2 separate regions of the Mus musculus genome follow, and region 1 is linked to region 2. Evidence: chromatin loops called from intact Hi-C (ENCODE). Cell type or tissue: gastrocnemius. All regions are shown on one strand. Links, peaks and the distances in the headings refer to the core of each region. The heading gives the core; the rest is flanking DNA.

Region 1 (15,128 bases), core at 2,852-10,851, 79 kb after region 2:
TATGTTTTTATTGTTATCAATTATGTGGTGTTTTGTAGTCCAGGCATATCTGAATTTTTATTTATTTATTTATTTAGTAATTCAATTCACAACCAGTGTGCTATTTTCCACTAATGATTGCTTATCAAATCTGTATGCTGGGCTTTCTGCAGCCTGGCAATTTTCTTCTGTTATATCTTTGGCCTTTGTTTCTGTCCTCTCCATATTAACATTTGGCATATGTCTCTGTTTTCTGTTGCTGGGGACTGCTTTCAACCCCTCACTGCTGAGATTGTATTTACTCCTAGCAACAACAACAACAACAAAATATTTTTCTACCTTCTACAGACAGTCTATGTGAGGTCCAGAGGGCTAAGTAACTTGTTTCAGTTCACACAGCATTGAGTGATAGAAGTTAGAAGTCCAGGAAATGGTCCCACGTTTCCTCTCTGCTCCCGTAGCTTGTGCATCCTTTTCCTCTAATTTAATACTGATTACTCCCTGGAGTGTGTCTTATTGGTGGATTCCCCACATGCCATTCTCCTCTCTATTACCGATGCTTTCATTCTTCTTTGGTGAGTGTATTTCCAGTTTCAACTTCTATCCCCCTATTGCATCTATGAGCTTTCCAGCCTGTGCAGTGGCCTCTCTGCCTGGCATCAGGGAGTGTGATCTGCTGAATAGAGCCACATTCTAAGGCACAGTACTTCTCTGCCCCACCCCAGGCTCCTTGATGTCTGCCCCTTGCCCTCCAGCTGGATCCCTGCTGCATTCCTGACCCGAGGCTGCTGGGTAACAATTTGCCATGAACTAAACAGCAGCTATTTTTAGGTTCTGGAAACAGGTCGTGGCAAGTCAATGTTCCATCCCAAGACTCCAGGGTGAGTATCTTCCGACCTCTCAGGTCCTGGCATCTGTGGGCACTGCACAGCCTGCGGCTGCCTAGCTTCCCTCTCTGCCTCCACTTCATCTCTGTGTCTGTGTCCTCTCCTCTTCCTATAAGGACATGAGTCACCAGGGCTCTGGAGGACAGAAACCTGAAATGTCACCTTCCTGTCCTCAGATGGCAGTGGCTGGCTAGGAGGACAGCAGGAGTCTCCATCCTCAGAGACAGGATGCCCTCGGTAGGTAGATAGTCTGGGAAAAGGAGCTAGATAGTAGCATTCTCTGTGCCAACATGGTTTTCTCACCTACCTTCCCTGAGGATCAGCACCCATGCTGCAAATGAAGAGAAAGAAGATCTGAAAGGAACCTGCCAGGTGTCTCCCAACACAGTACCTCCCAAGGCCCAGGGCTGTGGAATGTCACTCCACTGAGAGCCACGATAGTTCCCCCAGCCAGGCCAACAGCCCTTCCTTGCTGTCTTCCACTTATGCAGCTTGCAGAGGCCCTGATCTTCTTGTACCCCAACCTCCCCTGTTAAGTGTGGACTTGGGGGTACAGAATAAACCTCCCAAAATTCCCCAGTTGGCTGCTCTATTTCCACTCCGCTGACAATTGCTTCTCTCTCATCTGCTTTGCAGCTTTCAAAACATCACCTCTCTCTGTGTGCCTCTCTACTCACTTTTGTTAATGTCTTTTCTCTTTAGTTTACCACTATTCAATGCACGGAGTCCCTATTTCAACCCAGAATTCTTTATAGCAACTTAAATGTCAAGAGATGCATAAAGAAAACTGGTCTGATTCATTCCTCTGCTCCGTTGCCTGCTAATAATGTCGACTGCCCACCACACACCACCTATGGCCACCGTAAGAGGTGCTTTGTGCGTGGGCTGTCGCTTGTCAGCACTGGCCTCAGTGCCAAGAGGTGGAAAATGCTGTGTTCCACTTCACAGATGATGAGTCTGAAGACCAGAATGGTGAGAAATTTTCCCAGGATGTGGCAGCTAGTCAGCATCAGAGCTGGCGGCCAGCCTCTCGGTGCTACTTTCTTTCACACAGTTGCGAATGTGCCCCTGTGGAGACCATTCTAAACGTGCAGCCTGCAATGGGAAGGCTGAGTGTGAGCTCCCCATGGGATGCAGAGACCCTGCCGTCTTGGCATCAAGGCACAGCCACAGATTTCTTTATAGTTATTGTGAGTGGCCCTGTAAGAGCTGCCCTGCCCTCTGCTCTCTGAGATGTCCCCTTCGAAGAGGAAAGCCAGTGAGGAGTCGCCAAAGCTTTGTGCACTGAGAAAGCTCATACCTCAGGCTCTCATCCAAAGTGTATCAACATGTTGCAAAACAAAACGTTCCATCCCTCAGTTGCTTAAACCAAAACTCATGGATTCTTGCTTTCCAGCCTGCAGACTATGGACTTAGTTCATTGTGACAGAGCTGGACCAGGTCTGGATCTCCCTCATATCTGCCCACATATACTGTGGTTCTGGGGCCAGGTGACCACTAGGAAGGCTCTCCCTGTGATGCAGATGAACAGAGGGTGGCTTCTTAAGCATTTATTGTAACAAAATACCTGAGATCAAGCAGTGTGTGAAGAATGGGAGTGTATTTGGTTTGCAGCTCTGGAGAACAGGGAGCCCCAAGATGTGACGGTGGTATGAGCATGCCATCTGGAGAAGCTTCTGCACCAACCATAATAGAACAGGAATCGCATGAAGAGCCAGTGGGTGTCTCCGCATAAGACCACAAAGGCATCATGGGGCACCATTCTCATGACCTCAGTTATTAGCTGCACCTAATCCCCAAATTTCCATTTCCAGTATGAATTTGAGGACTAAGTTTCTAGCACCTGAAGTTTGGGGAACACACTCAAACTCCAGCATCCTAAGGCTTACGTTTGTAAATGGTGTCATGACAGGGTTGGGTGCAGCACAACTGATCATGTCTGTGTTGAATCCATATACCTCCGGGCATCCCAGCCAGTGACAGGCATGCTGGGGACAGAACCCAGCCGCACCCATCCAAGGCAGGACTCCCCTAACAGTGCTCTGGCTTCTGAGCACCCCTCGTCTAGCCACACTTTCTCCTTGCTGTGGCATGGGCCAAGGCTTGCCTTCCCTTTTCCTATCATCTCTCTGAGCAGGTATCCCACCACACTGCTCTCCACTGTCCCTCCACTGCCCACTCATCTCTACTCTTCTGTAGGAAGCTGTCACTCTGTCTTGCTATGACAAAATGCCAGACATAAACAACTAAAAAGAGGAAAGGTTGTTTGGTCCCCTGGTTCCTGTCCATGACCAGCTGTCTCCATTTCTCTGGGTCTGCAGGTGTATGTGTAGTGAGCAGGGGCGGACTTCGTGCTTCATAGCAGCCAAGAAGCAAAAAGATACAGAGGAAGGATTTAGGGACAAGATGTAACTTTCACAGGCACACACCCTTTCCACACTTTCTCCACTGAGGACTAAGCCTTCAACACACAAAACACTTTGAGGGACAGTCCTTATCTAAGCCACAACACCTCCTGGGCTCCAAAGAATCATGTCCACCTCACAAAGCAGAATGCATTTGAATCACCTCAGAGAGTCCCTGAAGACTCATTAATTCAAGCATTTCTCACAAGTCCAAGCTCAGGGTCTCCCTTGAGTTTAGATAAACTCTTAACCATCGTGTTTCTGAGTGCCTGGGCTGCTGCGCGTGAAGAAATGAATCCTGGGAAATAAGTTCCTAGGTGACCGCCAGGCAAATAGAGTGCTGTACACTCGCCCCTCTAAGCAAGCAGTGTTCGCAGTTATGCGCTGCACACTACAGCACGTAGTGTCTGGCTAACTCCTGACATACCCTCAAGGCATCGTTCAGACCAAACTGCTCTTTTTTCAAATCTTTCTGATCTGCGTTTTACTCCCTGTTTTCTCAGTAGCTGTGACTTAAAGCACCCAGCAATGCCTGCACCGCTGTCTACCTTGAAATTTTCCCCCAAAGATTCAATCAGTCCATCATACTTACTTTTGATTTTTCATAGAGTCTTAACACATGGTCAAAATGCAGGCAAATTCTTTGCCAGGATGTACCATGAATGACCTCAGTTCAGGTTCCGGTCAGAGTCCTTGCTCCCATGTGAAACTTCTTGAACAGACTTATGTTGCCGTTTGGTCTGTTGCTACATATGTAATGCTAAATGCTGACCCTGGCTACCTCATGGATGACAGACTCCTCAGGGACATCAAGGAATGCTATGTGATCTTGCTCCTTTATTTAAAAGTATTGACTGAGTAAAGATGCCAGCAGCCTACGGTTGGGTAGAGGAGAGGGAGGTAGGGTTTCAGTTCCCAAGCTTGGGATCTGAGAGGAAAGAGGAGAAGAGAAGAAAATGGAGAGAGGAGAAGATGCCCTAGGGTAGGAATCTTGAAAATATGGCCATGAAGGCTGGCCTATCAGAGTAAAAGTGGCCTAGACAGAAGATGGTGAATCCTATTGCATGGTTATTGGCAGGCAAGTAGACATAATAGCATAGAAGGCAGATCTCTGCCCAGCTCTAGTGATTTAAAGGTTTACCATAAATATAAAGGTTTTGTGTCCTTTATCTGGGAACTAAATGATCAAAGGCAGATAGAAACCCCTGACTGAGGTTAAATATTACTACAACAGCCTTCACTGTCCACAGTCTGGACTTCTGAGCTCCTATCAGAATCACACGTGAGGCTCTGCCTACAATACTCTAACACACATTTAGTAAGTGTTGATTGTCAGCCCTGTTGTAACACAATCTAGAATCAGCTGGGAAGAGCATCTCATTGAGGGATTAGCTAGATCAGGTTGGACTGTGCACATGTTGTGTGTGCAGGGGCGGGGCATATCTGAGAGGGATTGTCTTGATTTTGTTAATTGAGGTGGGAAAAACTGCTCACCCTGGGTGGCACCATTCCCTAGGCAGAGATCCTGGAGTGGATAAGAAAGTGCAGAAAGTGAGCTGAGAGTAGCATGCATGCATTAACGCATTGTTCTCTGCTCCTGACTATGAATGTGGTGTGACCAGTTACTTCAAGTTCTTGCTGATGTCCTTCCCCACAGTGACAGACTGTACCCTGGATGTGGGAGCCTAATAAACCCTTTCTCCGTTAAGGTGCTTTTGCTAGGGTTTTCTTCACAGCAGTGAGAAACAAAACTATAGCACCACACCTCCAAACTCCTCTCACAAACTATCTCCAAGGGATCTCTGTGACACAGTGTCAGGAAAAGTCACAGCCCTGACCTCTGACCCCATGCCTCAGTGTCAGTTTTAGTTAGATGTTTTGTGCTCCTGTAGCAAAATGCCTGTCGTAAATAACTTGAAGGTGGAAGGGTTGGTTTGGCCTCAGTTTCAGATGTTTCTGTCCACAGTCAGCGAGATGCATTCTTTTTTGACCTGTTTTAAAAATAGAAATATCATAGAAAGGGAGAGACAGAGACAAATTGGAGACAAAGTCTGCCTTCCAAAATCATGGCCTCAGGGCCCATTTCCTCTTCATACCCAACCCATAATAGGAGGAGGGCTGTCCCCACCCCAGCCCCATCAATATCAAACCACAAAACCTACTGATGTCAGCTTATCTGGGAAGAAGCCTTTGCAGGTGTGAATAAGTGAGGCTCTTGACTCTGTCCCCATTGAGTCCCAGGTACCCTCTTATCTCTAGCAAGTTCATGGCTGCACACTGTAAGTATCTCTGCTCCACACCTCAGGCCCCAAGCCCTAGCGTCAGACAAGAGCTGAACACTCTGGCATCAAGAGGAGAAAGAACTTCCCTCTTCTAAGTCATTCCCTTTGGGATTTGTCACGGAGATGAAAAGGAAAACACAAAGAAATGACTGCTAGAAAAGTGGTCTGACAGGCAACCTGGCTGTGCGCTTTAGAAATAGTTGGAGCTTGGCTGAGGGAGGAAATCAGAGAGTTTGTGGCTACAGGCTAGAGCGCCACAGGGTTCATATGCAAAGCTTGGAGGTGACTCTGTCAGAAAACCAGTACACCAACAAGCCAGGAAGTCTCACCCTCTGAGTTACATTAACACGGCCAGAGCCAGTCAACTGTCCCAGGCTTTAGCCTGTGTCTCACACTGTTACCTACCTACATTTGGGGATTGTTCCGCTGTCTCTCTACTCGGGGCTCTGACAGAGCTGAGGCATCCCAGGGTGCCCATAAGGAAGGACATGAGGGGTCCCAGCAGGAAACGTTTCTGAAACACCCAAGTCTCAGACACATGGCACTCTGCAGCACTGAGAGGGAACTGGACAGCGTTCTCAGAAGCTTCTCTTCTTACAGAACACTGGACTCGACCCAAAAGAACCCATGATACCTGCATCAGGTACTGGCTACCTGATGGTCAGTAGCCAGCATCTACAGATGGACAGAGCAGTGGGTGAGGCCCACTTCTGCCTCATCAACCCTGGAACAAGCGCCTGTCCTTGCTGGTAAGAGCAGCCCGTGGTGTGAGGCCAAGGGTCTGGCCAGCTTCCCACAGGCAGCCACCTGCTGGCAGTGCTGAGCTTGCCTCTGTACACAGATGGAAGCTGAGGAGACATCTGGTCACTCTTCTCATACCTGACTACACATCCCCTTCCACAATGGGGGCTCCTGCAGCAGAGACAAGAGGGGGCCTGGACTCAGGGCCTTGCTTCAGAGACATTTGCTGAGTGGCAGAGAGCGCACAGGGCAGGAGTAAGGGAACCCTGAGTGTGTGATGCCCTGAGAAACAAGGACTTCATGCTTCCCAAATGCCTCTCACAGCCACCTTAATGACTGTGGAGGCTCCACTCCATTATGCTGTTTCACCTCAAAAAAGCCAGCTCCCACCTGGCCTTTGGCATCAGACCACAGGCTCCTTCCGGTTCCCACCTGGTCATTGACATCATCCCACAGGTTCACTGTAGCTCTCATCATCCCTACATTTACAGTAATCCACACCATGATGAAATTATTCATGGCCTGAATGACCCTAAAATAGACAGCTGGGAGTGACCATGACATCAAGCAGCGTCATCAGAGTGGCCAAGTTGAGCCTCTGGCTTGACAGACACATCTCTGAAGCTTTCTCTGAGGCTCCCCATAGCCTCACCAGGGATGACTATCATTGCGAGTCGGTGAGATATGCTTCCCTATGGGTCCCTATGTCCAGCATCAGCTGAAGGAATGTATTTGTCTTTTATCACATAAGGCTTTCCAAAGACAACGGGGCATTCAGTATGTTTCCCACAAGGATTTGTTAGATGTCTCCCTTGTTCCAGGCAGCAAGCCAGTATAGGAAGGCACACAGAATGCAGAACAGGGACATGGCTGTGGCCCTCTGGGAGCCAACAGACTGATTGGGTAAACAGATTCAGTGACACGTTACAGGAGCATGAAAGATCCCAGACACCATGAGGACCACATCCATCAGAACTAGCCCTGGGAAGTCTATCAGCAACAGAGATGAAAGCAATGACTTTAGGTGACGGGGTCAGGGGATTGAGAGAAAGGATGCATGCATGTACACACACACACACACACACACACACACACACACACATGCACACACACACACACACACACACACACACACACACAGCTGGAAAGACAAGCTGGTGGGGCCGCTGTACTAAGTGGGATGCATGCAAGACAAGGGAAGACAGACACTATCACCATGCAGCCAGGTGAAATGTGGGCTCCCACCTGGGAACTGTGTCCCCCCAAAACCTTTACCCTGGCTAAAGCCTAACTCTTTCTGCAGCAGTCATTTGTCACCATGTTGGTGACAGCCTGTTCCAGTCTGGGATCCTTGGACTCCTAGGTACAGGACAGCTTCATAACAAACATTTTCATGGCAAAATTGCTTCATGAAAACTACAAACCCCACCCTCTCCCAGAAGAGTCTTTGGTGCATGTCACCCTCTTGGATGCACTTGCGGTAGAGAATTTGCGTCCTCTCTCCTCTGCACTGCTCCCTTCAGTGCTCACAGGCTCCTTTGAACATTAGATTTGCAGGGTGGGTGGGATGATGGCTTCATCTGTAAGGCAAACCCTGCATCCAATGAGGCCCTGCAGTTCCAGCCATGCTTGGACCCAAACCGTTACCTTCATGGTGGATCTAATGAGGCCTCCAAGAAAGCCTGGTGCCACGAGTGACTCAGTAATGTGTCAGGAGGCAACCCCGCACTGTGGGTCAGCAGGGGCAAAGGAAGGGAAGGCAAAGCTGCCTGGGGGACTCATCCTGGTAAGGATCTCAGTGCCTATGACAAGGGCATGAAGGTCCTAAGAGGCAGTGGCAGATGTCTAGCTAAGTCAGAGCCAGCCTGACATAGAAGCCAGGAGGTCATGCTGGTGGGCCCTGCACTCTGTACACATCCTGCCAGCCCTGCCTCAGGACAGGAGCCATGAAGCAGTTCTGACTGTGGCCATATATCTAGCCTGTGGCTCCCCACAGGACACTAAGCCACATTCCTGAGGTGGAGTGAATGGAGAAGAGACAACTCAGAGCTGAACTTTGAGGGCCAGAGAAGGGTCAGAGAAGATGGTGAGGGAAGTATCTTTCTTTTCCTGTTACTATATTGAAGTATTCTGATGAAAGCAGTTTAAAGGGAGGAAGGAGTTATTCTGGCTCAGTTTGAGGGTAGAGTCAATCACAACAGGAAAGTCACTGTAACAAAAGAGTTAGGCAACAGGTGACACTATATTTACAGTCAAGAGGCAGAGAGCAATGAATGCTTGGGCTCAGCTAGCTTTTCCATTAATTCAGGTCAAGAACATAGCCTAGGGAATAAGGCCACCCACAGTGGGCAGATCTTTCCACTGTAGTTAAACTAATTGAGATAAGGAAATAATGGTGTTCAGGGCAGCAGACCTGGGCATCTCAGAAATCCCTACCCAGAGGAGGATACTCATCCAATATCTCTTCACCAGTGTTCTGGCATGTGAGGCCTCCTGAGATGGTTCTTCCAAGGTCTTAAACTATCTCTTCCCCTCACAGTCTGTGGTTCCTAAGAAACTGTCTCTTCTCTTCAGAGGTGGTGTTATAGCCTCACACATGTTCCATGAGCAGAGAATTACATCAGCAAAACCATTCCAAGTGGCTGCAGCAGAGGCATCAGGCAGATCCGTGGCCATCTCCCTCTTGGTTGTCAGGGGATCATGCAAAAAAGGGGACTCACATTGAACATGTCCCCAAGATGGAAAGTCGGAAACATAATGCCCAGTGAAGCAGGTATGCAGAGGTGGCACTTACATCTCTCCATGAACTAGCTCTGTTACAGTCAGCCCTCCACATGGGGCAGGTGGGATAAAGAAGGAAAGCCATTTCCAAGGCACCTGGACAGCATCCTGAGCTATGAGAACTGTACTTCCACTCTTCCTTAGTTACCCAATCTGTGATGTTCAGTAAAAGTTATAGTAACAGGACTTACAGAGAGTGTCTTGGTGCCCTTTTTAATTGCTGTGATAGAACACTATAATCAAAGTAACTTATAAAAGAAAGCATTTAATTTGGGGCTCACAGGTTCAGGTCCAGGGGGTTAGAGTCTACGACTGTTGTGGCAGTGAGCATGGTAGCAGGCAAGCAGGCATGGCAATGAAGCAGTAGCTGAGGGCTTACATCCTCCTGATCTACAAGCATGAGTCAGAGAGAACTAGCAGGGAACCTCAAAGCCCACTCCAGAGAAACGCCTCCTCTAATATCTTTTTAATACTTCTCGAACAGTTCCATCAACTGGGGACCAGTATTAAGACATTTGAACCTATGAGGGCCACTCTCATTCAAACTACCACAGAGGGCTAAAGGGTCAAGGAGTGCTTTCATATCGATAGTCATAAGGATTTTCTTCTAAAGGAAATCATATTCGGAAGAAATGAGATAGTGCAGTTCAAGGAAGCCCTGTGTGAGGAGATGGTGTCAGGGAATAGTGGTACCTGTGTAGGGGTGGGCGTCCAGTTCTGTACTTCGCACTGCCAAAGCAAACCAGACACAAATCCAGGAAGCAGGAAGTAGGAAGGACTATCAGGAAGCTAGAGGAAACATGGTAGGTGTGTCTAGGATTCTTTATGTGATGGTTTTATAAAACACACGTGGAAACCCTTCTCAAACTGCACAGAAGTTAAACCACTTTGAAAACATGCAACAGGGGTGTCTGGTCCCCATCGGCTCTCAGCATCCCCATCGGCAGACAGTGCGGAGCTGCAGCCAGAAGACAGCAGGGCTGATCTTGAGACTGTGCTGAGAGGAATGGAGCTCAGGCCAGTCAGAAGCAATGGAAGCCTCTTGTGGTTCTGGAGGTACCCCGAGGTTCTCCCTACTACCACTACCAGGCAGCATCCTTTATCTCTCCACCTTCTCTACTACTCAGAGAGAAGGCAGGAAGATGAGACCTGCTGTCCAAGTCAGGCCACTTCTGTGGTCTCCCATGAGTCAAGTATCTCTGAGCTGAGGGCTCCATTCTACACGCGCCCGAGTCCTGAGGGCTCGGTGAACCTGCTCTAGATCTCAGACAGCACCATGCTGGGGAGGGAGGGCTGCATGGTATGAATGGTAGCTGAGGGAGCATGCAATTGGTGACAGACAAAGGCCCAGATGGAGGCTGCTGATCAAGAGCCTGGATGACAGAACTGACCTAGCGGCTCACATGGGACATCATATGTAGTCGAGCCACAGCTGACAATGCCCAGCATGGTAAGATGGAGCCCCCAGAAAAAGTGTTCTCTTCAATAGCCAAAATGGCTACTGGCCTTGGTTCTCTCACCAGAAAGTGGAAGACTAGATGACCCAGAATTCCTCTGGCTCATAACCATGATGACCTCACTGTCTGAGCCCTGAGTGCCTGCGGAGCCAAGTTCCAGAGCTAGCCCTCCTAGGCAGGAATGGAAGTGGTCAGAAACCATTGATTCAAGGTACATAATTGAGTTGACAAGAAAGGAACCTGGGCACTGGGGGCTCTATCAGCCCAGCTGCACCAGGCTCTTTTCTCATTTCAGATGGGCCCAGAGCCTTCCCACGGCTCTGGTGACAGCGTGGCCCTTTGCGTGTGGTTGGCCCACCTTACTGAAAAGGGACTAAGTACAGAGCCTAGATCTTGCTTCATCTCAAGAATCTCAAGGCTGTGCATTGGGGGGGGGGGGGTTTGCGGGGGGGGGGGCGGTAGATGAGCTGAAAACTCGCTGTTCAGAGACTGTATCCCACCTGAGCTGTTTCCACAGCATCCAATCCTGTCTCCCTCGCTGGCAAGGCCAGCATTGTAAATACTAGCAGGGCAACCACTTTTACGTCTCGCCTTTGACCTTTCCCAATAACAGCAGAGTACCAGCGGCCCTGCCAGATCACTCTGCCAGATGCGCTTCCTCGCAGCATATATTACAGTCAAAAGCTATTAAAGATTTAGCATAACACAGACGAGAGGTGCCTCTCCGGGGGCCAGCGCAGAAGCAGCATCTTAAATAAAACCACCGTATATCTTTCGTCCTGACAACAAGACAGGTGGCGCGGGCTGAGATCCATCCCTCCACCTGCCTAGATGGGTTCTGGTTTTCCCCCTCATGAGATGTCAGCAGCTGAGCAGCATCACGCAGGATCCTGACACTGTCTGACGAGGGTCCCTCGTGACTCTTGCAAATGGGAAGCAGGAAAACAGACAATGTGTGCATACACTTCATGGAGCAAGGTCCCGTGCTGGCACCGGCACCGGCACCACCAGCACCTGTGTGGCCGTACCTTCTGTGTTAGGGCTCCTGGCAACTGTGATACAGGAAAAGCAGACTGTCTAGCCATATCCCGTGCGGAGACGAGACACTTCCCAGAACCTGCTTATCCTTGCTCTGTGTGTTGAAACACAGGGTGTGGCTAAAAGTCTTTACAAAATAGAATTCAAAGTGAACGTCCATTGCTCCAGTCAGCTGTGCACCAGGCCACTGAGCACCAAGGAACACACACAAACAATGGGGCAACGCAAAGGATCATGGGGCATATGTCAACCCCCTAGATACATCTGTGGCCTGCTGTATCAGAGACAGCATTCTGGGGACTCCTTCAACTTGAGGTGCCGTCTCAGCTTGTGTGCACCAGCCCTCCAGTTCTCCCCAGAGAAAAGTCACCCAGAAAGGCCAGATTCTGTGCCTGCAGCACGGGGGGGGGGGTGGGTAGTGGGGGGGAGGGAGGGGAAGAGCAGCCTTTGGATGTTTTCTTGGCAGACTCTGGCCCCTGCATCCAGTGGACATCCCCTGCCTCTGCTTCTCTTGATGGGAAGAAAAGCTGTTCCCTGGCTAGCCAGCCTAAAGGAGATGTCCCTGCATCTCCTATGCTCTACGGGAATTAACAGAAGCTAAGTGTCCCTTTCCTATACATTACACCAATCTAGGTACCCATCCAAGAGTAAATGGCGACCAGAGCTCATATGGGCAGCACAGGAAAGTGAATAACAGGCCCTGGGTGCAATACAAGGCTCCTGTGTCAATCACATCATCAGCTTTCAAAGTCCATCCTGAGTTTCACTCAGTGTCCTCATTATATATTACTAGCATCCTTAAAGTCCCAAGTGTTTGAGAAGCAGGGCAGTCAGAGGGTTCATAAGCAGGGGTGGTAACCTCCTCTGGACTGAGGCTGTCTGTGGCTGTGACTGAAATGCACAGCCTGGGCATTTTCACCAAGGGTAGGGTGGGGTAATCTGTCTGTGGATTCACACCTTCTCACAGAGAGGGGTGTGGACTCATGGCTTCAGGGACTGAGGAAGCCATGCTGAGGAACAAGGCTCTCCAGCTGCCCCACGTGGACAGCAGCTTGTACTGATTCTGGGGTTTATGAGGGTGCTAGCCCTGCTGCCCCTCCCTGTGCCCACAGCATCCATCAAGATGATCCACTGCACTGTGGCTCCCATAGCATCAGGTCATACAGAGGGACAGCAGCTTGCTCCCAGCGCAGAGAGTCCTGGCATAGTCCTAGCTGCCACAGGCCCGACACCCCCACCCCCAACTCCCAATCCCCAATGCCCCCAGCTCTCACAACCCCATGAGAAGTCAAACAGCATCACTAAGAGTGCCCAACTTGGTCAACTAAAAAAAAAAAGCCATGCTGAAGAAAGTGAGAGGTGACAGGAGAGGGAACACCAGGGGACAAGCCTGAGCTAGCTGCATGTTGGGTAAACCTGGAAAGGCATCAGAAGGCACATGAGATATCAGGATGATGGAAAGATGGAAAGAACTGGACCCTTCCATCCCAGAAAGCTCCAACTGCTGTTGGTTAGGAGAACCAGGCCAGCTTACCAGCCTATAAAACATACCCAGTACCCACATGACAAAGGTTCAAAGACAGAGTACATAAGCAGTGTAAAGAGCTTTGGCCTCCACTCAGAAAGACATCTCAGCAAGTGGCTGCATAATCAGGCTTCTGAATACAGACTCCTGGCTCAAGGCCAGTGTTCTCTAGCAGACTGGAAGTTGGGCTGACTTGGCCCAGTGTCTATGCTCTTGGGTGAACCTTGAGGCAAAGTAGTTTTCTCCCTTAACCTTCTATCTTAGAGAGCAATTTCTCAAGATGAAATGTTTACAGGGAGGTGAGACAATAGGGTGTTCTAAGAAGAGAGGAAAGATTGTAGGAGGTAAGACAGGAAGAGGCAACTCTTAGTAGCTTCAGGAAGTCCCTGAAACTGACCAAATTCTCTAGGCTCCTCCTTCCCCAAGAGTATATGAGCAGTAAGGACTGCTGAGAGTCACTTTCAAATTAGCCAAACAGCCTGGAAAAAGCAGAGAGTATCCAAACTACTTAGAAGAAACAAAGCTCTAGCTGAGCTGCCTAGAAAGAACTCCCACCAACTTGTTGAGGGGCCTGCAAGCTATGCAGTGTGCTGTGGTTTCCAGCACGTATAAACTGTCACTGATGCTGGGGTGGACCTTGGTGATGCAGCTATCTTTGATCATTTCTGCTCCTGTAAGTAACCCCTCACCCATATTCCTGTAAGTATCCCCAATAAAACTCATTGGTTTATCAAGTTGGGCATTGGTGTTAAGATCTGTACTTTGGTCTGTCATTGGGTCCTTATCTGTGGTAAGTAGACATTGCCAGTTCCCAGGAATCATGTCACATACCCCCAAGCACAAGAACTGTTTGGTAGAATCAGGCCTTGTTTTCTGAAAGGTCTGGAGCCCAGCCAGGAGGGCTTGAAACAAGTAGAGGGACCTTCTAACTGATACTACCTTCCATGAGTTTCCTCTCCATGACCCACTCCTTTCCAGTGCGAGATTAGTGGAATGGAAAATCTGAAATAGGGACCCAAGGCCCAAGTATTTCAGCCAGCTTCCTGGCCGCCAGGCTGGCCAGAGCACCTGCCCCCTCACCAGCTGCTCTCAGGACAGAAGGGTCCTTCTGCACACACAAGTTCATGTATGTGCACATGCACACTTCAGTGTGCACACACATTTTTACACACTTACTCACAAGCTAATCTACCCTGAAGGGAGCATAGAGGTTTCAGGTCAGGACAGAGGCCTGCCTGCTTCTATATGACACTCCCAGAGATTTGTCTGTGCCTTTAGCATAGATCACACTGATTCCTGGGGGAACTCTCTCCTGGCGAGGACATCATACTCTGCAGCACATGGACTCACATGATGCAAGAATAAGAAGGAACAAAGAGTGGTGTTTGTTGCCCCAGGAAACAAATCCACATAGTCTTGGACATCTGCTGTGGGTGGTACAGCCACTGAGGTCTGAAGCCAGAGGCTCTCCGCCCCACACCCCATGTCAGGGCAGAAAGATGTTCAGATGCTCCAAGCCTCTTGTGGGAATCAGGACTTGCCACTGAGGGAGCAGATCAAAGAGGAGCCAAGTTGGCAAAGCAGAGTTCAGTATGTGGGGGAAAGCTCATGGCTGGTTCTGACGTTCTGAGAGGTAAGACAGGTAGACAGGGAGAGCTCTGCCGGTCTGTGGAACCTAGCAGTTTCACAGACACATGTGTCCCTATGCAGAGGTGTCACACTGCTTCCTATTAGCACTGCTTAACATGGGATCCTGGGACAGAGAAAATAAATCATCTCAGATCACATATCATGAGAAATGTCCAAATTAGTAAAAGCAATAAGTCGCTAATTAAATCCTGCTTGGATGTAACAAGATAAATAGCTCATTGAAACCTGCAAGTCAACAGAAAGTGGAGTTCTTGAAGAAACCGCTGGAGAGGACAGGGAGTTAGTTGTTGGACCCTAACACTGGTAGTTTGCACGTCTTACAGTTCTGAGCAGAACACACACTACAGATCCTGACTGAGGAAGTCCAAAATGTAAGTTTTATT
Region 2 (15,128 bases), core at 4,619-12,618:
AGAAATGTGAGCTTGGCCACTTAACCTTAATTATTCCTGAGACTTGTCTCCAATAGCTCTCTCACCTATGATTTCTGGCATCTAGTGTTCTGGGAGGTTACTGTCAAGTGTAATGTCCTTTTCCTCTGGAGGAATAGTCTGGAAATAGTGGCTAATTTTTTTTCAGACTAACTACAACTTCTCAAAGAGGAAAAGGTAGGAATGGATGTTCAGTAATTAGCAAAAGTTAATTAGTAGTGTATATACTATAAGTTCAGGTATGTGAGCTTCTTAAATTTTACTACTCTGTGATTTTCCCTTTAAAACATAATGAAACTATCAACAAAGCATGTTTTATTCCAGTCTGTGAAAATAATAAGCTGTCAACTTTTAAGAGAAAAGACACGGCAATTTGGGTCACATTTAATTTTCTTCAAAAAATCGCTGATGTAACACTATTTCAAGAAGAACACGGTATGTCGTGAATCCTATGAAGTGACTAATGAGCTAACAGAATTGATACCAGAGCAAGCTGAAAAAAAAAAAACCCTCAATTCTATTTCTACACTTCTTCTACACGAAGAACCAACTGAGGTCGCACTTACCCCGCATCCCCGTTTACAATACAACCCAAAGAATGCACTCTTAGGACTCTATCAAAAAAGCACAAGACTTAAATTTTACTAAGTATAAAACTACATTCAGAATAATACAAAGCCCGGTTGAAAGATACTGACGAGGACTTTCATGAGTGGAAGGACATCCCAAGGTTATAGACCAGAAAACTTGCTGGAAGAGCAGCTGTTTGGCTAGATTATAATCCTTGTTCTTCCATTCACTGGGTCGGATGTTTCTGCGAAGAGTTTGCTGCTGCTGGTTATGGTTCACGATTTGATGACTTAGGGTAGGGAGATAGCCCTTCACCATTTTGGCCAGCCTATTGGAAAGGCATGAAGGCAGAGATGAAGCACCTTTAAAGGAGAGCTCTGCCCAAGGACTACGACCTCCGGCTCCTGCATGTCCTCCCTGATGTCAACTCAACTGGTCATGTGCTCACCTAGCTAACCAGGAATGGGACGTTCAGAAGTCATCAACTGATTCCCACAGAATCCTGCAGTAGTTCAATACAGAACAGGCCAGTTTTTAAAACGTGTTTGAAGACAACTGGACAGTCACATTAGAAAGAAACCAGACCCCCAGTTAAAATAACCCAAAAGTTAAAATGTAGATACCAAGACTTTCAGAAATAAAAATAAGCACAAAATTCCATGACTTTGGACTAGACTGTGGTTCCCCAGGGCACCAAGATCACATATAACAAATGAAAGTTGGATTTAAGCTAGACATTTTTTGAGATTTAAACTAGACATTTCTTGAGAAGTGATGTTTGAACACAGGGCCCCATGCAAGCTATGGAAGTCCTGGAGCACTGAGCCACCCCCACCTGCCCCTCCCCTCTTTAGTTTTTACCTTGAGATGGGATCTCATGAGAGGGCTAAGGTTGGCTTTGACATCCCCTTGTAGTCTATCCTGGCCTTGAACTTGAAATTTCTCCTACCTCAACTTCCCAGGTGGCTGAGAGGACAGCATGTGTCATCTAGTCTGGCTAGAAAGCTGTTGAGAAAATAAAAGGCAACCCACAGACGAGGAGAAAAAGGATTTACATTTAAAATAGAGAATAAGATATTCGCACTGCTTAGTAATAAAAAGACAATAACTAGAAAGTCTGTTGTGGCTATAATGTACATTTCTTCACAGAATATAGATATATAAATACCAAAATGGTGGTCGGCAAAGTGAGCCATGAGAGAAAGTCAAGTCAAACCACAGCAAGGCACCATGTCTATGTGGAAGAATAGCTATAAGGAACATGAAGGAGAAAGTATTGGCAGGATGCTGAAGGATGCTGAACCCCTACACATGGCTGTTAGATCTGCAAAGTGGTATGGGTAGGCTGGCAAGCAACCTCGACCTTCTCAGAATGGTAATCATGCAGTGCATGGCATAATAACTGTACTCCTAGATGCACAAGAGAGAAATGACGACATGTCAAACTGGAGAGATGGTTCAGTGGTTAGGAGCACTTGCTGCTCTTGCAGAAGGCACAGGTTTGGTTCCAAGTACCTATGTGACAGCTTACAGACACCTCTAACTCCAAGTGCAGGGAACTGATGTGCTGCTCTGGCCTCTGTGGACACCAGGCATCCACAATGTGCATGTACATACATGCAGGCACTCAAACATGCACATAAAATATAAAGTAACTAAATACATCATTTAGGAGGACGTGTTGGCACACAAAAGTTCATAGCAATGTCATTGACCACAGCCAGAATGAGAAAACCACCCACACACCCAATCAACTCATGCATGGTTAAAGAAAATGCAGTGTGAATAGAAAAAGAAGTAAAGGATCAGTGAGTTCTTGCCTTAGTCAGCTTTCCATCACTATGATAAAATACTTGAGGCAACTGACTTGCAAAAGGAAAGGTTTATTTTGAATCAAGGTTCTGAAGGTTCCAGGACTGAGGCACTCCATCCTTTGGGCCCCTGGTGTTGGTGGCACAAACGGTTGGTGTCTTAAGGTTTCTATTGCTGTAAAGAGACACCATGACCACAGCACAGCAACTGTTATAAAGAAAAACATCTAATAAAGGCTGGCCTAAAGTTTCAGAAGGTTGGTTCATTATCTTCCTGACAGGAAGCATCAAAGCGTGCAGGCAGATGTGGTGCTGGAGAAGGAGCTGAGAGTTCAAATTAGGAGACAGCAGGAAGAGAACTAGCTTGAGCTTCTGAGATCTCAAAGCCCACAACCCCTAGTGACACACTTCCTCCAACAAAGCCACACCCACTCCAACAAAGCCACACCCACTCCAACAAGGCCACACCCACTCCAACAAGGCCACACCTCCTAATAGTGCCACTCCCTGTGGACCTATGGTGACCATTTTTATTTAAAATACCACAGAGGGGCCAACAGTCTTTCCGGTGGGTCAGCTTAAAGGCCTAAGGACCTCTGCAATGCGCCCCCAGAGTTTCCACAGCACCTGTCAACATCCTGGGAAGCAAGTCTTCAGCGCGTGGTGTTTTGTAAGTCCCTCATCCAAATCACAGTAATGCTTGAACCTTGAAAACAGCGTGCCACGTGGAAGGTCCAGTCACAGGTGACCACACACTTCAGAGACAGCAAGTGGCTGCGGCTGCTTAAAGTGGGTCAGGGAAGTAGGGGCGAAACTGAGTCACTCGCTGCTCGTGGACGCAGAGTTTCTTTTCAGGGTTTAAAAGAGTCCTAAAATTGGTTCTGCAGGAGGTGCAGCTGAGATCCCATGCTGAGATAGAATGGGCTGGAGGCGGGAGGGGAGGAAGAGATCATCTAATTCCAGGAAGAGTAAGGCCAGAGACATGACTCAGCAGGTGAAGGTACAGCCTGCCAAGTGTGGCAGCCCGAGTCAGGTTTCTAGGGCCCACGTGGTGCAAGGAGAGAAGTGACCCTCAGGAGTCGTCTCTCTGACGCCACACGTGTACCTCACTATGCACTGTAAGTCTATTAGAGAGGAGGGGAAACATTTTGCCCTCTGTGCTGAGAGTAGAGAAAACTGAGACCCAGCTGTCTCCTCCCAGGAGGATCCCCTGGGATGCCAAATCTGCATCTTTTGACCTTCCTTTTGTAGTTTTTTTTCCCTATGTATTTATGGTTGTCACAAGCACAGGGGAGAGAAAAGAACTGGTTTCCTTCCTTCCCCGGCTTGGCCAAATGGTAAATAAATAAATCCATATTTCTTTACCCATTTCTGTTTTCTAGTTTCTTTTGAATCTAAGGTAATGAGTTTCAGACCTAATGGCTGGGGAGCAGCTGGGTAACTCCACACATACACTAAAGCAGAAAATCGTGTTCTTTAAATGGAGGAAAGCGAGTCGCAAAGAGTTCTACCTCAATAGAGGCATTCTAGAAAAGAACAATATGATGAAGCGGTTCTATTAACAAGAGCCTACCCTCTAAGAAATACTTCTAAGGCTCTGCCGGGGGTCTCCAAAGAAAATATACAATGAACATCCGACACTGCAACTCTTCTCACTAAGACCTCCCTGTGAGTTCAGAGGCTGGGAGGGTGAACTGGCCATTGGCTTCCTGTCAGGGTCAAGTCTATCACAAGAGACAGGAAATCAGCAAGGATAGGCCCAGGAGATGAGCAGAGTAGATCAGCTACAGCAGCAGTTCCCAACCGGTGGGTCAAGACTCCTTTGCAGGTCGAGCAACCCTCTCACAGGGGTCGTCACCCAAGACCACCGGAAAACACAGATTTTTACATTATGATTCATAATCATAGCCAAATTACAGTCATGAAGTAGCAACGAAAATAATCTTATGATTGGGTTCACCACAACATTAGGAACTGTATTTATTAATGGGTTACAGCAGTAGGAAGGTCAAGAGCCATTGATCTATTACAGTGTTCAAAACACCCTCTTTCCGCCCATCCCTGAACATTGTCCCATTGGGTCCTTATCCATCCCTGATCCTAGGTCAGGGTCAGGTCAGGCAGCAAAATACTCCTGATTTCCACTCTGCCTGCTTGGGATCTGCTGTGGGCAGCTCTGGAGGCAGGTCAAAAGGTAAGTAAGATGACCTCTGGAGGACTGTGGGCAGCTATACCTTCTCCTCTGTCCCCACAGTCCTGGTCTCCATACAGCGGTGTTGTATCCTTCCTTCACATCCACAGATGACGTGAGGGACCACAGAGTCAGACAGGATGGAGATCAATCAACTGGCTTGAGCCTCCCAGCCTCTTCCCCTGATGTCTCCCTGGTGAGAGCATACAGAAGCCCCTAGACAACCCCTTGAGATTCACCTCCATAAGACATTCGAAGTTGAACCTGATGTCTCAAAGGTGACACCAGAGACAGAAGAGCTGTTGGACAGGAGATGAGCTCAGCTGGGTGGGAAGAAAGACAACTGTGTCTAGGGAAGAAAGAGTAAGCAGTGGGAAAGATGGTCACATGGCTGGTGAGCTTTGAGTGGAACCCATGCTGGCTCAGGGATCAGTGACAGTGAGCCGCAGGCAGGCTAGGGTAGTCAGTAGGGGACCCTGAGGACAGACTTGAGGTTCCACTGAGTGAAGGGAGTTGCTAGAGGGGTACACTTGGCACTGTCAGGGAACGGGCAGGATGGGGTGACATTGGAAAGTTCAGGGCAGTGCTAAGGTGGACTGCAATGCTAAGAACCGGTCCCTCTGCTGGCTTCCTGTATTCTTCACGTCGTTGACAGAGTCTGTTTCCTACCCCTATGTAGTTATAATGGCCAGTGGCTTTGCCTGGGGACCTATGTCCAGACGCACAGGTGAGGGTGAGGAATGAGCTTTGCTATTTGTATGAATCATGGAGATGAGGGCTGCTTGCTACTCGGCTCTCCTCTCTGACAGGACATATGTGAGGGCGTTAGTGGTCGCTTTGCTGTTTGCTATAACAAGACACAGACAATAGCAACCCGGGGAAGAAGAGGGTAATTTAGGCTTACAGCAGTCTGAGGGAAACGGTCACCATGGTGGGGACGGCAGGGTGGCAGGAATGAGGCAGCAGGTCATGTTGTGCCTGTAGTCAGGAAGGAGAGAGATGAAGGCTGGTATCGCTCTGTCTCCTTTGCCCCTTTTTATTCAGTCTAGAACCCAACCCAAGGGATGACCCCATCCACACTAAATGTAGGTGTTCCCATGTCAGTTAAAACCCTTTGGAAACACCCCCACAGATGTACCCAGAAGAATGCCTTCTAGGTGATTCTAAAGCAATCAAGTAGACAATGAAGATTAGCCTTTATCGTGATCAGGCATGGCGATCATAAGACCTGCAATGTCTTTGTCTCATCATGTCAGTAGCCCTGACTAAGAAAAGCTAGTACCCTAAAGCCTGTCCTGGTCTCTGTTCAACCTGACACAGAGTCTCCCATAGCTGTCAACGGGATGAATCGTCCTAATTAACAACAGGGGAAGAGGCTTGCACATGCTCTGTGGAGCTGAGTTCCACGTGTGATGTGTTGACTGAAGTGAGTGCCCTTAGCCCCCAGTAGCATCCTTCAAGAGCGGTGGCTCTCAGCCTTCCTGGTGCTGTAACCCTTTAATACAGTTCCTTGTGTTATTATTTCCTTGCTACTTCATAAGTGTAATTTTGCTACTTTTAAATGACTCATAATGTAAATATCTGATATGCAACCCCACAAAGGGGTCAAGACCTCCAGGTTGAGAACTGCTGCTCAAGAACTCGGAACTTACTCTGTACTCGCTGGGGACCAGGCCCTGCTCAGTTTCTCACACTGGTGATGAGGAGCTGAGAAGTGGGGCTGCCTTTCACTTTGCAACCCCGAGGAAGGGGCAGCCCACTTTCACAAGCTGACTGTTGGTGTCTCATAGGCTGTGTGGACCAGTGACACTCGCCTTGAACATCTGGCATGTGGACAGCAGGGGGGATGGGCAGAGTGAAGGCTTCTAAGCCACGTCTTGCCTGAAACTTGGATTCTGCCCCATCAAACCTGTGTGGTTGTGCTTTCTCTCAGTGTGGGGAGGGGCCCAGCTCCAGGCAGAGAGAAGAGGCATGGCTTTGCAGTGAGAGCAAGATGAGGAAGTAGAGGCAGGTTCAAATACCCAGAAGAAGGTAGGGAGGGCCAGTTCCAAAGCACCATGTGACCTGTGGGACCCAGTGACCTGTATTCCAGCCACAGTCTGATACTTAACCAGACCTGAGTGACCATCAGTCCTGACCCAGAATGGTGACTATCAGCCCTCCATTAGAGTTAACTGGGATGATGGGGAGTCCCATATCTTATCCAAGGAAGGAGGTATCCTTCACTCATGGTAATAGGGGTAAGGAGCTTGGAGGGCTTCTGTTAGGCATTCCCAGCAGATCTGCTCGGTTCCTGGCTTGTTCAAGACTCATAGGTCTGGCAGTTCCCATACAGTATCTGTTGGGCTGGGGACATCACTACAACAGAAGAAGACTAGCTGTCTCTGGGTCCTGGCCCCCCAGCAGCCAGGCAGGCACTAGCCCTGGGCCTCAGTGGGAAGGAAAAGTCCCTTTATCACTCTCCAGCATTTAGTTTGCCTGGATCCTCCTCCCCTAGCTAATTCCTCCACTGCTTCTAGCACACAATCTAGCCTCCAACTCCATTCTCTGCCTCAGGGGTCCTAGACCCTCTATGATCTCTGCCCACAGCCTGGGCTCTAAAGCTTGTACCATGGAGCACTGTAGCTTCTGCAGCCTCAACTCCTATCTACGTGCCCTACTCCACCCCAAATCCTCAACTCCCAACTACAGACTGAACCAGGTAGTTTGGGGTGATCAGGAGTGGGTGGAGCCCTCCTGAAAGCCTCAAGGTTGGCTGTGCAGAGGGGAGCGGCTCTTCTCATAGGCATCTGCAATTGCCTTAGTGCCCCAGGAACAAGGAGGGTGGAGCAAGAGAGAAAGGGCTGGAAATCCAGACATCTGAGGAACTGGAGAGAAGGGTGAGCCTCAGAGTCTACCAGTTTCTTTGCAAGTTGGGGTAGGTTGGCTTTCAGGGTCCTGAGGCTATTTCCACCAAGAGAGTCATGTTAGAGTGCTGCAGCCCTTGGGAACGGAGAATGGTATATGACCCCGATATCTCAGGCTGTCTTTAGAAATGAGAGCTGGAGAGCAGAAGGCTACATGTGAAGAGGGGCACTGGGCAGCCCAGGTATGGCAGGAACACACCGGCCAGGATGAGAGGTAGCCCAGCTTCCTGCTCACTGTGTGCGTGGGGCACATTAACTTCTCTGGACCAGGTCTCCAGAGGTGCACTCCAAGGGAGGCAGGGAAATGGGAGAGACAACAGTGCTCACCCACAGTCCTCACCAAGCTTGGCAGCTATGTGAGCCGGTGCTGGCATGTCCAGTAGGCAGATGGATTACAGTGGAGCTCAGTTTACTGAGTGAGGTCAGCCACTCCAGCTGTCACCCACGCCTTTGGAACTGGAGCTGCCATGAAGATGTTCTGGCAGGAAAGAGACCTATCTTGTCTCCCAACACCCAGGCTGGGCCCTCACACCTGCAGGTTGGTGACAGATTTAGCATCTGCCCTGGCACCCTCTCTCCCTCCTCTGCATTCTCTCCCCCACCTTGGTCTGCATCCTGAACATCATGGGACCAGCCCCTTGTTCTTGCCAACTGGCTGTTGTGCATGGCAGTGACCCAGCCCCAAGAAGACATTCCTGATATATTTGCTATAGAGCTTTCTGGCTGGGCAGAGGTAAGAGAGATAAAAGGCTTACATTTGAAGAGCTGGAGGTGGGAGACTGAAAGCGCATTCGAGAAGTAAGAAGACGGTCTCAGAAGGTTCTGTGTGGGCCATGGAGAGAGGGCATGAGAACCAAGAACCAAAGGCTATATTGCCCAAGAGCTGGCATCAGTCATAGGGTGGGTATCTTATGACAACACTCCAAAGGGCCAGCTGTTTCTTGCAGGAAGCGGATGGCAGCTAGGGTTCTCAGGAAAACAGCCTGCCGATGTTCAAAGTGCAAATGAGAGACATAATCAGACATAGACTCAGCCACTGTGCTTGAGGGGAGGAAACCAAGTGGGGTTAGAACAACCTGGTCTGAGGATACTGAGCCAAGGGCAGGAGAGGACAGGGCCACCATGAGGACAGGGGACACGCTTTAGGGGAATGCACTGCACTGAAGGGGACAACAGTGGTAAGCAGACAGGAATGGGTGCCAGTTCCGCTTATGAGGAGCCCTGGTAGAGAGCAGGGCTGGGTGGTGCCACCAAGGCCAAGCGTGGGTGACAGCTGGGAAGCAGGGACCCTTTCCCCCAAGCCCTGGCCACTAAGCTGCTTCTCCATTAGCATTCAGCAACCACGGATCCGATTCCTGAGGTCAGTCCCAAGGTGAGTTTGTTTTTATTTTGAATAGAGTAGCAAAGAGGAGCTTACTGGTCGACCACACTCACACTATGTCCCCACTTGAGGGCCAGGTCTCTGATATAAGACCCACTATCCAGCCCAGAGCAACTCAAAGCCCCAGCCCTTTCCTGAGCTTAGGACCTTCCAATTGCTTTCCTGGTCACTGTCTCCTGGTCATACAGAGGCCTTCTGTGTCTGTCTCACTGACATGAATGAGTCCGGGAAGTACAGCCACAGGCTATGGTTACAGTTTTTCTAGTTCTTACCCTGCATCAAATCAGATTTTAAATTCAAGCCAGTCTTCAGTAAAAGCCACTTAGATGACAGCAGCCCCTGGCCCTATGGGGGAGTAGCTGTCTTGATGCCTTGGTGACACCTTCAGATTGTGTCCTCTCTTGGTGCCTAAAAACATTACCACAGTGCTGGCTGACACGACGTGTGTGGGGTAAGACTTGAAAGGGCCTTAGTGTGTCACCTAAACCTGCCCTTCTCCGTTCCTGTCACCTCGCAAGTAGCAAGTACATTTTCAGAGACTGGGGAGCTCACCGCAGATTCAAGGATACAGAGACAAGGGGACATTTCTACAGGCGAGATGGAGAGGCTCACACAAGCTGTTTTGAAACAGCCATTTCTTCCACTGAGACTTAAAACAGGAGTGTTCAAGGATCAATAACAAGGTGGCGCCCGTCCAAACTCGGGCAGGCCACGGCTGGGTGGATGCCCTTGCAAAAGTATTTTCTGAGTAAGGTTGCTCTGGTCTGTGCAAGGCTGTGGTCTGGCAGGGCGTTCCAGGCCATTCCTAGATCAAGCACAAATGTGAGCTCACCTCCTTTAAGTACGCTTGGCTTTGTTTACTATTTGCTTTTTGTGTGTTCTAACCTGGGAAACCCCATTGATCCTATCAGTATCTCCAAGTGCAGGTTCTGAGTGGATTTCATCTTGGTCAGCATGTGGACACAGAGGAATGACAGCGAGATGGTGAGCCTCACACTGGCATGGGCACATCTGCACAGGCTGTCCCTTGGGTATGTCCTTTCCGTGTGTGTCTATGTTGGGCCCTGTGGGGAGCGGGAGGAGGTTTTCTCTGAGATGGCGACTGCACAGCATCTCTCTGGAGGAAGAGAGGATCCTTTTGAGAGAGCAAGAAGTCAAAGCACAGAACTGGGAAGAAATTGCTCAGGACACTGGGCCAATAACTGTCACTTACCTGACCCAGGTTCTCAGGACTGCTCTGCAGTAACCCACAGATGATAGCCATGGGCCCAGAAGCAACCTGAGGAGAGGAGTCTGCTTAGAGCCTTCCCAGACAGTAGGCCATTCTAGCCTAGGGCAGGTGAGGTCCTTAGCCTACTCCCTTTGCACACTCATCTGGGTCTCTTTCTATCTGTCTTCTGCCCAGAGGACCCCGTGTTCTGTGGCTAAACTAGCTTTTGACCTAACATCTTCTCCTTGCTGGTCCCTCAGTCTGGATCGCAGCAGGTTTTCCTTCCTGACTGCCTTTGTGGTCCAGTTTGTGTTTTCCTGAATAACTGCTCCTTCTCACAGCTCCCTGCCATGCCAGGTCACAGAAGCCTCAGCCTTCTTCTCCGGAGAGCAGGCCTGTGGTAAGGCAATTTCATCCTGCTTGGGATAGCTGCAGATGCTTTCTGTCTCTCCCCATTTCCCAGGCCTTGCTACTGGTTGGTTGCATGGGTCAATAGGCAACCAGACACAGATTCTAGTCCTGGATCTGCCTCTGAGACTAGGCAGCTCCTGTGACCACCCTGACCCCAACTTCCTCAGAGCCTCTTGTGTTGGCTGATGTTGGCTGGTGTTGCCACGAGGGTTACGTGAATCAACCTCACAGAGCACTGGGCAAATGCTCAGGAGCCAGTGTCCTTGCTGGAGGGCTACATGGGAAAGTGAGCAGTAGAGACAGCTGCTCCACCGTGGAACACATAATACTCCTCTTTTAAATTTTCTAAAAGCTAATCGACTGTTTATTGCCACAAAAATTAAAATGCTGAAATATAAGTAGAAATGAATGCAATTATTGTGGGAATGAGGAATGTAAATAGCCTAAGCAAATAAGAGGAGGAAGCACTCATCGCTAAGCCATCTACCGGGCAGGCAAAGACACAGACGGGAGAAGACACAAAGCGTTACCAAGATAGACTTCATAAACTCTCATCATGAGACAGCTGGAGCAGGTGTCAGAGCAGGAAGGCTTCAGGGCAGGGAGTCACCCAGAGTGCGGAGAGACATTTCACAGTGATAGAAGGGGTTAGTTCAGGAGAGCATGCAAACAGACATACACACACGAAGCGAGACCTGGGAGAAGCCAAGTGTTGTGGCTGACAGCTGTAATCCCAGCTCTTGGGATGCAGAGGCTGGAGGTTTTCTGTGAGTCTGAGGCCAGCCCATGAATCTTGTCTCGGTCAACAGAGCAAAACAAAACAAACCCCAGTACAGCAGAGCTGAGCCTGTGAACAAGTAAACACACAAGCATGGGTGGGGTTTTGCAGCTGATGGAAGGATCCAGGAGGATGCCTGAAGCCTAAGTAGACCTGCTCAGCAGCCTGACCTCTAAGTTCACCAAGTGGCACCAGAGAGCAGCAGATCCACCCACTCCGGGGAAGCGTTCTCCAAACACCTGGGATCCAGCAGAGTGTCATCTCAGGCCACCGAAAAGAATTCAGCAAATAACGCTGGGAGATTTGCTCCCCACCCGGGCAATTCTGTCTTTAAAAAGTAGATCTCTACTTGCTGTCATCCAAGGAGAAACTCCACATGCATTTGCATCTTGTAATATTAAAACAGGAATATAGGAATGAGCCCTAAAGAGCATGAACGGCAATGAGAAGGGCTGGTTTGCACACCAGGAGCATGACAACACTTTCATAAAGCCACCTTCTCACGGAAGGTGTGTCACACAACATGGCCACTGTCGAAATCCGACGTATGTTAAGGGTTCCCTAAAGTGCTAAATAATAAGCCACAGTACCATACAGAAATTATCAAACACTTGTGTCATGTTGAAAGATTTGCCAAGTCAACTTATTTATAAGAGAAATACAATCCATGCCATTGATGACTAGAGAGACAAATTATAAAACGTATTCTCTCTACCCACGACAGGGGCAAACGGAAGTCTCTTTACCTCAGGTTCCTCCACACACGTGGGGATGAGCTTCACAAGCTGCTGGTGGGCAGACGACATGACGACAGTTTGGATAGCGAATTGCTAACAATCCAGTGAATCTGAAGCATGCGCCCAATGCTATGACAATGCACCCCTACCATCTGAGAGAACATTACCTGTACTGGAACATTTATTCCTAACATCATTACATTTTGTTTAGGGACAGATACTCCTCGGGATGAGAATAACCATCAGATTCAGAACATCACAGTGTCTCCGAGGGGACAGAAGTGGGCACAAGCACACCTTTAGCCAGAGACTTAACATTGCCACTCCTCAAGCTGATTGCTAGGTTTACTGGTACATATTACTGGTTTCATATTGCTATGGTTGAATCTAGACTGTTCCCCCAAAGGCTTGTGTTTTGAAGATTTGGTCTGCAGGTGATGGCATTACTTTGAAGTCTGTGGAGCCTTTAGGAGCTGAGGTCTAGCTAGCAGAGTCTAAAAAGACTACAGATGGTTTTTGAAAAATGAGACCTGTGCCTGGTTTCAGACTTCCGGGTCTTCTACCATAGAACCCTCTGATACCGTGAGCCAAAATAGGACCTTTAACTTGACTCTGCTAGTTATTTTTTCCATAGGAGAGAGCAATACCCATTTGTCTACAACAAATTTGATTCCAGTTTCCAGTTCAGTTTGTGATGTAACCAGCCCCTCCCTGGCATGTGTTCATAGCAGCTTAGTTGGAGTCTCATACTCTTTCTTTGCAGATTTATTTAATGCCAAACTCTTAAACATGAGTTCAGAAACTGCAAAGACCCAAGAGAGGCAGTGATCTTGGAAATGGACTCAGGGACATCACTCCAAACACACTAGAGGGCTTACCTGAAGACAGGGTGTTCAGCACAGCAGCCAGCCAGAAGGAGAGCTACAGCATGGGAGAGGGGAACTGGAACCTAATTACAGGCTAAAAGAGATAGGAACTGCAATTTATCTCAAACAGTCCAACTAATTAGTGGACAAAGGATCTAAATAGAGCTTTCTTCAAAGAAGACTACAGAATGAAGTATGGGCAAAATGGAGGAAGTAAATACACATGAAAGCCACAATGTGATGTCACTTCCTGCCTGTCAAGATGGCCATTATCATCTTTAAAAGACAAATGTTGAAACTGTGAAGCCTAACCCTGTTGACCCAGATGCAAATTGTGCAGTTTTGGAAGGTGACACAGAGGAACTTTAAGCACGGAGAATAAAGAGATTGTGTGAGTCAGACATTTTGCTTCAAGATATGAATCCAAAAGACTTTTAGACAGGCTCTCAAAGAGGCACAAGCCCTCCGTGCCCACCAAAGCAAGAGTCACAATGACCAAGGTATGTGGACAACCTTATTGTCCAGCAAGGGACATGAGGATAAAGGAAGTATACTAATCTTTAGTGAAGAAACTGTTACAGGGAGAGGACAAAGGGACATGGGACACTCTTGCTAGGTCAGTGTAGGTAAGTTTCAGAGTCAAGTCAGACTCTGGAGGGTCACACCTACAGTTAGCATGTGGATTGTGTGTGTAAGATTCTGCTAAGAATGAGCCAGGGAGATGGCTTGGCAGGTAAGAATACTTGCTGCACGGGCAGAGTACCTCAAGTCCTCAGCAGCCATATGAAAAGCTGGGGACACAGCCACATGTGCCTGAAGCATAGGGCTTGCTGCTGCCAGCCTAGCTGAAAAATGTGACATCTGGATTTAGTGAGAGACCCTGCCTCAAGGGGATAAAGCAAAGAAGGACAGAACAGGAACCCCACAAATGCACATACGTATCCATTACACACACATGCACACAAACACACACTCACAGACACACACACCATACACATACCACACAAGGGCACAGGCACAGTCTGCCGGAGAGTAGATCTCATGATATTTATTCTTAACCACAAGAAAAACAAAAAGGAAAGGAGGAGAAGAGAAGAAAACACAAAGCAAAATTTTCTGTGTTGTCAAAGAGTAATACCCACCATTTTATGGAGAAAATTATGAAAAATTTCCCTCCAAAAGATCTGTCTTGGGTTTTTTTTTTTTTTTCATATCTCAGCCAAAACAACATATTCAACCGGTGGCTGTAGAAATGACAGAGAAGCCTGCTGCCGTCCATGCAGTCGGGGGAGGAAGCTTGCCAACTGGACTGCAACGCCACTATTTTTACTGAATTCTTAAGTGGAAGGCAGAGCTGGTTTTCATCAGCGTGACTCGTGTAAACACCTGACAGGTTTATTCTTGTTCTTTTAGTGAGTGGATATTTCAGATGCTCAGTCGTAGTTTCTGGCATGATAAATGCTGATGGCTAGAACCACTTGAAAGAGAAGGCTTTGTGATACTCAATCATTTTAAGAGCGGCCTGGAGCCTGGGAGCAAAGAAACTGTGCAATCTTTGAGGATGAAGGCCCCTCCCCCATCACATGACTTACAATCACCATGGACAATTCCCATGCAAGGGCCCCAAGAACTTCGTGAGGACATACCTACCACATCACAGGCTCCAGAGTGGAAATACTCACTGATGATGTAGAATGACATGGTTTGTATGGAAAGTACAGGTGTATTAAATAAAATTTTTATTTTTTGTTGAAAAAAAATTAGGAATGAATTTTTTCATTTAAAGTATTTAGGTTGGGGTTTGAGAGACAAGTCAGTGGTTGAGAATATTTCTGCTCTTCCAGAGGACCTGAGTTCAGTTCCTAGCACCCACCTTGGGCATCCTGAAACTCTAGCTTCAGAGGATATGACACCCTCTCTGACTTCCACAGGCACCTGCACTCATGTGCGCATACTTACACTTTACACATAAACAGACATTTGCACATAATTAAAATAAAACAAATCTTTCCTTTTTCTTTCTTTTTCCACTTGTTGTGTGTGTGTGTGTGATCTCAGATGTCTCAGATGCCAGACAAGACCTTCTGATTGCATAGAACTAGACTTAGAGGCAGTGAGGAACCATGTGATGTGGGTCCTGGGAACCAAAGTCTGCTCCTCTGGAAGAGTGGTACATACTCTTAACTGTAGAGTGATCTCTCTAACTCCAAAACAAACTAAATTATAACAAAATACGTAGGTGAGAAACT

Evidence for each region. Hi-C counts contacts between places; a loop is a spot of excess contacts. Peaks named below come from ENCODE experiments on the same cell type or tissue, not always from the same donor. Only the 100,000 strongest peaks of a DNase experiment are listed, where the experiment ranks them.
Region 1: it touches region 2 in a loop (2.7-fold over the local background); 6 of 42 quality-filtered maps call a loop at or near these places.

The regions. Positions count from the first base shown.
Region 1 is chr1:92,256,354-92,271,481 of GRCm38, reverse strand. No RefSeq gene overlaps it. Among named protein-coding and RNA genes, the nearest start is that of Hdac4, 84 kb to the right of the region's middle. In gastrocnemius, for the core only: a CTCF peak has its summit at 6,373 (motif pointing left); a DNase peak (open chromatin) is centred at 6,337.
Region 2 is chr1:92,336,803-92,351,930 of GRCm38, reverse strand. No RefSeq gene overlaps it. Among named protein-coding and RNA genes, the nearest start is that of Gm35992, 35 kb to the left of the region's middle. In gastrocnemius, for the core only: a CTCF peak has its summit at 8,456; a DNase peak (open chromatin) is centred at 7,927; H3K4me3 peaks cover 1,241 bases; H3K27ac peaks cover 5,994 bases.